Linked DNA regions of Homo sapiens: region 1 is linked to region 2. Evidence: chromatin contacts called from ENCODE Hi-C or POLR2A ChIA-PET data. All regions are on one chromosome and are shown on one strand. The core of a region is the stretch at or near the end of the contact, and the rest is flanking DNA. Distances in the headings are between cores, read along the strand shown. Region 1 overlaps PPM1L (protein phosphatase, Mg2+/Mn2+ dependent 1L). Region 2 overlaps PPM1L (protein phosphatase, Mg2+/Mn2+ dependent 1L).

Region 1 (4,430 bases), core at 1,931-4,430, 35 kb before region 2:
TGTGCTCATGTTCACTAACTTTCTAAGATGGTATGTGTTTTCCAAACTTATTTCATCCTAGAATCCTATATTTAGAAGAGCATCTTTGGAACTTGTGTTCTTTGGAACACACTTTGGGAAACACTGGATTCTATTATTTCTACAGCTAACTAGCTCAAAAGTCTAGCTATCAATGACTTAATCCAGAGGCAATTAAACAGGCATAGTATCTAACAGTCATGTCATTTCTCCAGAGCTGGATGACAAATGCTGGTGTGACATGCTAAGGCAATTTTGGGGAACTATTAGGGTATGAACAGTCTAGTTGTGGGTCAAAAGGAGGAAAAAAGAATTTCTGAAATCATTGGAAAAGTTTTATACAAAGTATATATTCCTATAGTTTCAAATATACAATGATATGCTGCCTTTTCTAAACACAGACCTTTCATTGACACAGTTGCAAGAGAGATCTGGCAACAACTTAGAGAACAAAAAAAATCAGGATAATCAAGATACACCTTGATACACAAGTTCCTTGCAATGTTACTAGGTGCTACTCAAAAAAGTTTCTGTGGTCAAATTAAACACAAAGGAAATTAAACGCAAAGGAAAACAGTGGACTCAATTTCCTAGAATCCAACAGTGGAATCAATTTCCTAGAATCACTTCAGATTCAATTGAAATGATGATGCCATCACTCTCATGCAATCCTGTTTGCCATTTACCCAAAATGATGTAATAATTACACTTGTATGAAATAAGGTCTGTTTTAAATTATCCAGCTTACATCCTTCACTATAACACTCTCTGTATAATATTCTTATGACATATACAAGATTCAAGAAGCCAATACCTCAGTCCACAGCAAGGAATAAAATGCAGCCACTGGTTACCAGTACTATGTACATATGTACACAGATATGTCACATTAGAACAGCAATTCAGAGTTAATTGCCTTGGGGCAAGTTGGTCATATAAAATAAATAATACAGGTCTTGGGAACAGCTTTGGAGCTTTCTATATGTGTTGTTTATTCCTATGATGAAAGAATTTTAGATACAATTAATTAAAAAAAATTTCCCTAGCTGTCCCTCCCCCAACCTATGTTAAGAGTACAAATTGCCAGTGGAGCAGCAGCAGAGCACTGCATTAATGGAGACCTGGGCCTGGCATCGTGCTGGGGTCTCAGAAGCACATGGCCATTCCTGTCTTCATTTCTAAAAGACTGTAAAACCATCCCAAAATTTGGCACCATGGGGACTATTGGCAATTCGAACTCGAGCTAGCTAGGGAGTCTAGGAAGCCTTGGGTGACAATTCCAAAGCTTTGGCAGTGCTGCTTAGGGAAGCTTCACATGCAAACATCTCAAATCAATTTCCCTAATGGCTAGATTCAGCATTCCCAGGTCCCTGGGGAGCAGCCAGTGTACCATAGGGCACCCCCAGGAGTGATGTCTGCACATCCCCAACAGCTGGAAAAGGGCTAGGGAGAGAGAGCTCCAGAAGGAAGGGAACAAAATACTCTGATTTTAGATATAACTATCCTAACAACTATTAATGAAACTGCTACAGTTTTGCCTAGAACTTCTATCTTTTGAAAATCTACAAGCCATAGTAGGGGGGAAAGAGGCAGTAATGGGAGTAGGATATATACACTCTATTTGGTTAACATCAGAAATGAATTAATTGTACAAAGCAAAATTTAGAAGACGCCTTGTGAACCTCAATTAGAGAGAAAGTTATGTAACTCGTGCACTCAGCACCATCTGTTAAGAAATTCTGCAGGGCACGTAACCACTGATTTACTAATTTAGTAGCTTTTCTTTTTCATCTTTATCAAAACACTGTTGCTTTCATTTTAGACAATAAAAATAACCGGAATTTAAAAATGTCTTTTCCTTGCTATTATACATTTTTGTGCTACGTTAAAAATAAAGAAAGTTGGCTATGGGCTGTAAAGTGCTGACACCATTGGTGCTGATTTCAGTTTGATGGTGGGTGGGGGCAACTCTTAGGAGTCAGAATGTCCTGAATTTCCAAGCAAACTCAGCCGCCTGGCCTGGCCATCTCAGCACTGCTCACAGCCAGCATTTGTTTTCCACATTCCCTTCCCTGTCCCCACCCCAAATATTAATACACACATCCACATATTCAGTGTCTCCCCATAGGCAAATGCTTAAATCTAAAATGGTGGCAGATATTTTTTACTAGAAGATTCTATGGCTAAAAAACAATAACCAAGGTTCTGTAATGCTGGAAAATACAGTATACAAAAGTAAGCAAATCTCATGGGAAATCATTAGCAATTCTCAGTGCAGTCAAAGAAAGTTAAGTGCTTGGAGAAATCAAGACAGATTGCAGCCCTCCACATCTACAAGGCAATTTCTTCACTCTCTCAAATTCTCTCCTGGACACTGCTTTGGGAAAACTCTACAGCAGCAGGAGGGGAGAGGGCAGGGTTCCACGGCGAGGAGGTGGCCGGTGAATGTGGCATATGGGAAGCTATAACCACAAATGCTCACAGGGAAAGAACAAAACCAGGTGGATACAGAGGGCTGGGAGGCAACGGAAGTTTCGTTTGGCTGTTTGAGTCACCTTAGGCAAAGAGAGTGACCCAGCATTTTCTCTAAATAATATAAAATACCAAGGTTGGAAAAATGATAAATTAGCGATACAGGAAATGGAGAGCAGCAAGCCAGGCCCCTAAATAATTCTGGCCCACTTATCAATATGGGTTCACGCTTGAATTCCTGACTTACTGTGTTGCAACTGCCAGGTCCCTTTGCTGCCTCCCCTGCAGGCCTGCAGGCCACGGGGCGGTTTGTATTTGCCTGGGGAAAGCTCCCTGATGTGGATGGAGATTTGCAACCAAATGTTGAAGACTGCTGCCTTTCCATTGTCAAGGAGAAGCTTATCCCAGTAGTTTCCCACCAAATCCCAAGCTGCAGTAGCTGGGAACTCTGCACCTGGCTTCAAGGAACACACATACAGTTATAGGCTGCTGCTTCTCAGAACACTGCCTGACACTTGAAAACCACTTGGAAAGGGGCAAGGAAAAACACAAAAACTGGCAGCTGGAGCTCAATTCAGGGTGGTAACCTCACCAGCTCACTCCTTTCTCAATGCAAACAGCTTACTTGCCAGGGAACACTGTGACTCATTCAGTATCATTTCCTTCATCTACTGTTGAAAATGGAAGGAATCATGGTATTGTGGCTTGCTTTTTTCATTTCCCCTAACGTGGTTTCTTGGTCACGTAAGATGAAAAATCAGGGTATCTGTTGGTGAATTTAACAGCTGCCTATTACATATGGTAAGGACTAAGCAAAAGGTTAACGGTCATGCATGATTAGGATAAATGCACAAAGGCTGGTCAGGTGGTATACAAAGTCTATTTAACTATTAAAGGAAGCAAGGGAAGAGGGTTATCTCTGCTGTGCAGGCAGTTGCCACTGGTCTCTCATTCTCTCTGCTTCTCGCAGTCCCCAAGAGCAGCCAAAATAGTAAACCATTCCAAATCTGCTTCCAAGCTGCTACTGAGCAGAAAACATGGGCTCAGAAGGACAAAGCATTCTCAGGACAGCTCTGTCTCTTGGCAGAGGGTGTTGCCACATCAGCCCCTGACCACTCACAGGTGACGCAGTGGCCTGTCTCCTGCAGCACTGGGTGGTCTGTCCTGTCCACTGTTACAAAGAGAGGACACAACAGCTGATGCCTGGAGGACCCTGAACAGGATCTTGAAAAGAATCTTCAGGGAGACTAAATGACACATATGCTATTCACTTCATATATGTGACTCTACAGCTATTTACTTATATATTTTGGACACTGGATGAAAGAGTTGGGAAAACATGAAGAAACCATTTTCCAGTTTCTTAACTACATTGGCCAAGGGCACCCTCTGTTCGTCACTGATTATAGACCTAAGACCACCAGGGAGGGGGGATTCCATGTCTGGGGTGGATGATCCTAATTACAACTCCCACACTTTTCACTAAATTAAAAGAGACCAGTGTGTTGAAAGTCCTTTAGTCTAAGGCAGCTGAGACCCCTGAAGGGTTCACTGCTCTTCTGTTTTGCTGCTATTTCTGAACTTCACCACCATGACTGTTATATTGTCAGGGCAGCCTCTGTAAAATGACTGTAAAACTATGCTCTTGGCCCCAAAGTGAGGTTCATCCAAGCGCTCCTTGATGAATCGAACTGCTTCTTCATTGCTGAAAGCATCCCAGAGACCATCTGATGCCAAGATCATGAACTCAGGCTGAAGCTTGTCCAGGTCAAAGGTCAGGATGTCTGGGTCTGGGATGACCACGTTGAGATTTTTCAGCGGATAATCCCCCAGGGACCGAGACATGGCCAGGATTCCCTGGACCCTCCAGGAGCCATTGAAACTGATGAAACCACCTAGAAAGACAGGATGAGCCCATTAGTTTGACCAGCTGATATCTC
Region 2 (4,056 bases), core at 160-2,659:
AAAAAACCTAGATAAACATGAAGGAATATGCACTATGTTCTGCAGTGTCTTGAATGGCACCGGGCCTGGGTTAAGAACCAAACTCTATGACTACAGACATAAAATTTACCAATTACTGAAGGATAACAATTACAGGTCACATTTATTGAGCACCTACTCTGTAACAAGCATTGTTCTAAGTGCTTTACAAACACTCATTCACATAATCCTCACATCAATCTACTAATAATACTCTCATATCCCCATCTTGCAGATGGTTGAACTAAGACACAAAAAGGGTAAGTAATTTGTCCAAGGTCACAGAGGTATTAAGAAGAGAAGATGGGATTTGAATCTAGGTAATCTGGTTCCAAGGGCCATGCTATTAACTTCCACAGGGTCTGATCTTCTCTACTTACCCTCAAATCTTTATGATTTTTTCTTATATTACTATTCCCTATATACATACTTATAATGAGCCATTTCCCCAAAGGTAAACAACTTTTCAGTACAGATCTGTGAAGTTAGTGATTATACCATATGAAGAGGATGATCAAGGAGGAACTGCTATTCCCCCACACTGACCTGGATAATTAATGTTGTCCCCAAAGTAATTTCAAAATTTAAGATAGAATATGTCAAAGCAGAGTCTGATCTTTTCTTTCTTAGGAAATCTGAGTCATGGCTTGATTTGGACTTGCTGACTTGCTGGTATACTGTTTCCCCTTTTTTCTGTGGTTTATGATGATGAAAATAAAAGCGGACATCATATGTATAGCTCATTAACTGGAGACAATCACCAAATGTTGAAATCAGCTTGCTGAACTAACCATGACCCTTCTTGAGTACGTTCAATCATATGCTGAAAAGCACTGCAAAAAAGAAACAATGTGTTCAAACCCCAAGAATGTCCTTGAAAATAACAAAGTCATCTATTGGGAATGTCCAGAAACTGGGAAAGTTAGAGCAACCTGTAAAATTATTTTAACTTTGGTTAAGTTCCTGGCAAGAATTGCCATTAACAATCATACATGACCTGATTTTATTTAGTTGGGAAATAAAGCAATCTTACCTCTGACATGAGGAAGTTTTAGTCTTGTACTTCCTCTCCCATTCATGTTATTTTAATCTTGCATCTCCTATTCTTTTTAGTCATTCTTTCAGGAACTATTTTTACAGTAACAACAAGGAGTAGTTGTACGTATCTGGACTTCAAACAATGAGGCACAGCCTTTAGCATGTCTGTCTACAGTCAAAAGCACTTTCTAAAGAATTAGAAGCAATGGTTACTTATCTCAAAATTAGCTCTTTCCTCTTTGGCCGAGGGGCGCTGTGCAACACAAACCATGAAACAGAAGTTTTCCTGTTTTACATCAGGCTTGAGCACTTCCTGCATTGCTCACCACTTCTTTCCGTTTGGGTTACTTACCTATTCAATAAGCAGAACAAAGCTCAGTCAAAACTGCAAGATGGCTCACTCTTTTTTTTTTTTTTTAATTATACTTTAAGTTCTGGGATACATGTGGAGAATGTGTAGGTTTGTTACACAAGTATACATGTGCCGTGGTGGTTTGCTGCACTCATCAACTAGTCATCTATCCTTCCCCTTGCCCCCCACCCCCTGACAGGCCTCAGTGTGTGATGTTCCCCTCCCTGTGCCCATATGTTCTCATTGTTCAACTCTCACTTATCAGTGAGAACATGTGGTGTTTGGTTTTCTGTTCCTGTGTTAGTTTGCTGAGAATGATGGCTTCCAGCTTCATCCATGTCCCTGCAAAGGACATGAACTCATTCTTTTTTATGGCTGCATAGTATTCCATGGTGTATATGTGCCACATTTTCTTTTATTTTTTTATTGTACTTTAAGTTCTGGGATACATGTGCAGAACATGCAGGTTTGTTACATAGGTATACACGTGCCATGGTGGTTTGCTGCACCCATCAACCCGTCATCTACATTAGATATTTCTCCTAATGCTATCCCTCCCCTACCTCCCCTAGTCCTCCACCCCCCCGACAGGCCCCAGTGTGTGATGGTCCCCTCTGTGTGTCCATGTGTTCTCATTGTTTGACTCCCACTTATAAATGAGAACATGCAGTGTTTGGTTTTCTGTTCCTGTGTTACTTTGCTGAGATTGATGGTTTCCAGCTTCATCCACATCCCTGCAAAGGACATGAACTCATCCTTCTTTATGGCTGCATGGTATTATATGGTGTATATGTGCCACATTTTCTTTATCCAGTCTATCATTGATGGCCATTTGGGTTGGTTCCAAGTCTTTGCTATTGTGAACAGTGCCACAATAAACATACACGTGTATGTGTCTTTATAGTGGCATGATTTATGATCCTTTGAGTATATACACAGTAATGGGATTGCTGGGTCAAATGGTAATTCTGGTTCTAGATCCTTGAGGAATCGCCACACTGTCTTCCACAATGGCTGAACTAATTTACGCTCCCACCAACAGTGTAAAAGTGTTCCTATTTCTCCACATCCTCTCCAGCATCTGTTGTTTCCTGACTTTAATGATCACCATTCTAACTGGCATGAGATAGTATCTCATTGTGGTTTTGATTTGCATTTCTCTAATGACCAGTGATGATGAGCTTTTTTTTCATAAGTTTGTTGGCTGCATAAATGTCTTCTTTTGAGAAGTGTCTGTTCGTATCCTTCACCCACTTTTTGATGGGGTTGTTTGCTTTTTTCTTGTAAATTTGTTTAAGTTCCTTGCAGATTCTGGATATTAGCCCTTTGTCAGATGGACAGATTGCAAAAATTTTCTCCCATTCTGTAGGTTGCCTGTTCACTCTGATGATAGTTCCTTTTGCTGTGCAGAAGCTCTTTAGTTGAATTATATCTTATTTGTCAGTTTGGGCTTTTGTTGCCATTGCTTTTGGTGTTTTAGTCATGAAGTCTTTGCCCATGCCTATGTCCTGAATGGTATTGCCCAGGTTTTCTTCTAGGGTTTTTATGGTTTTAGGTCTTACGTTGAAGTCTTTAATCCATCTCGAGTTAATTTTTGTATAAGGTATAAGGAAGGGGTGCATTTTCGGTTTTCTACATATAGCTAGCCAGTTATCCCAACCCCATTTATTAAATAGGGAATCCTTTCCCCATTGCTTGTTTTTGTCAGCTTTGTCAAAGATCAGATAGTTGTAGATGTGTCACATTTTTTTCTGAGGCCTCTGTTCTGTTCCATTGGTCTATATCTCTGTTTTGGTACCAGTACCATGCTGTTTTGGTTATCGTAGCCTTGTAGTATAGTTTGAAGTCAGGTAGCATGATGCCTCCAGCTTTGTTCTGTTTGCTTAGGATTCTCTTGGCTCTACGGGCTCTTTTTTGGTTCCATATGAAATTTAAAGCAGTTTTTTCTAATTCTGTGAAGAAAGTCAATGGTAGCTTGATGGGGATAGCATTGAATCTATAAATTACTTTGGGTAGTATGGCCATTTTCATGATATTGATCTTCCTATCCATGAGCATGAAACATTTTTCCATTTGTTTGTGTCCTCTCTTATTTCGTTGAGCAGTGGTTTGTAGTTCTCCTTGAAGAGGTCCTTCAGATCCCTTGTAAGTTGTATTCCTAGGTACTTTATTTTCTTTGTAGAAACTGTGAATGGGAGTTGACTCTTATCTCAAAGGATACTCTATCTCCTCCCTGGATGTGACCCATCCCTTAACACCCAATACTTTACAACTTTTCTGTGGGCCAGGGGCGGTGGCTCATGCCTGTAATCCCGAGGTGGGTGGATCACCTCAGGTCAGGATTTCAAGACCAGCCTGACCAACATGGTGAAACCCCATCTCTACTAAAAAAAAAAAAAAAAAAAAAAAATACAAAATTAGCTAGGCGTGGTGATGCACATCTGTAATCCCAGCTACTCAGGAGGCTGAGGCAGGAGAATCACTTGAACCCGGGAGGCGGAGGTTGCAGTGAGCTGAGATCATGCCATTGCACTCCAGCTTGGGCTATAGAGTAAGACTCTTATCTCTCAAAAAAAAAAAAAAAGGACTTCTCTGTACTGAGGCACTGTACTCATATTTGTTCTTCATAAGCATGCTCCAAGCCTTCA

The links. Hi-C counts contacts between places; a loop is a spot of excess contacts on that map. ChIA-PET counts read pairs that join two places held with the same protein, here RNA polymerase II (POLR2A). Pooled maps may share reads with other maps.
Region 1: a map of endothelial cell of umbilical vein shows a loop between it and region 2 (5-fold over the local background). The contact joins two enhancer-like sites. A Hi-C loop is called at or near these places in 3 of 168 maps with a recorded cell type or tissue (B cell, CD14-positive monocyte and endothelial cell of umbilical vein), 15 of 37 single-sample maps with no recorded cell type and 6 of 50 pooled maps. POLR2A ChIA-PET finds 5 or more read pairs at or near these places in 8 of 52 experiments (OCI-LY7, PC-3, Panc1 and 4 more).

Annotation. Positions count from the first base shown.
Region 1 is chr3:161,068,766-161,073,195 of GRCh38, reverse strand. It overlaps PPM1L (protein phosphatase, Mg2+/Mn2+ dependent 1L), which reads right to left. Exons shown (of 4, transcript NM_139245.4): 4 at 1-4,385. The coding sequence ends at 4,039. Among named protein-coding and RNA genes, the nearest start is that of B3GALNT1, 34 kb to the left of the region's middle. RefSeq lists an enhancer at 3,451-3,500. Within about 2 kb of position 3,180, at least 11 of the 41 ENCODE cell types and tissues checked have a DNase peak (open chromatin) inside an H3K27ac peak, as active enhancers do; they include B cell, CD14-positive monocyte, OCI-LY7 and 1 more, where a contact is called at or near this core.
Region 2 is chr3:161,032,629-161,036,684 of GRCh38, reverse strand. The region is part of intron 2 of PPM1L (protein phosphatase, Mg2+/Mn2+ dependent 1L); the gene reads right to left. Among named protein-coding and RNA genes, the nearest start is that of B3GALNT1, 71 kb to the left of the region's middle. Within about 2 kb of position 1,409, at least 4 of the 41 ENCODE cell types and tissues checked have a DNase peak (open chromatin) inside an H3K27ac peak, as active enhancers do; they include B cell, CD14-positive monocyte, OCI-LY7 and 1 more, where a contact is called at or near this core.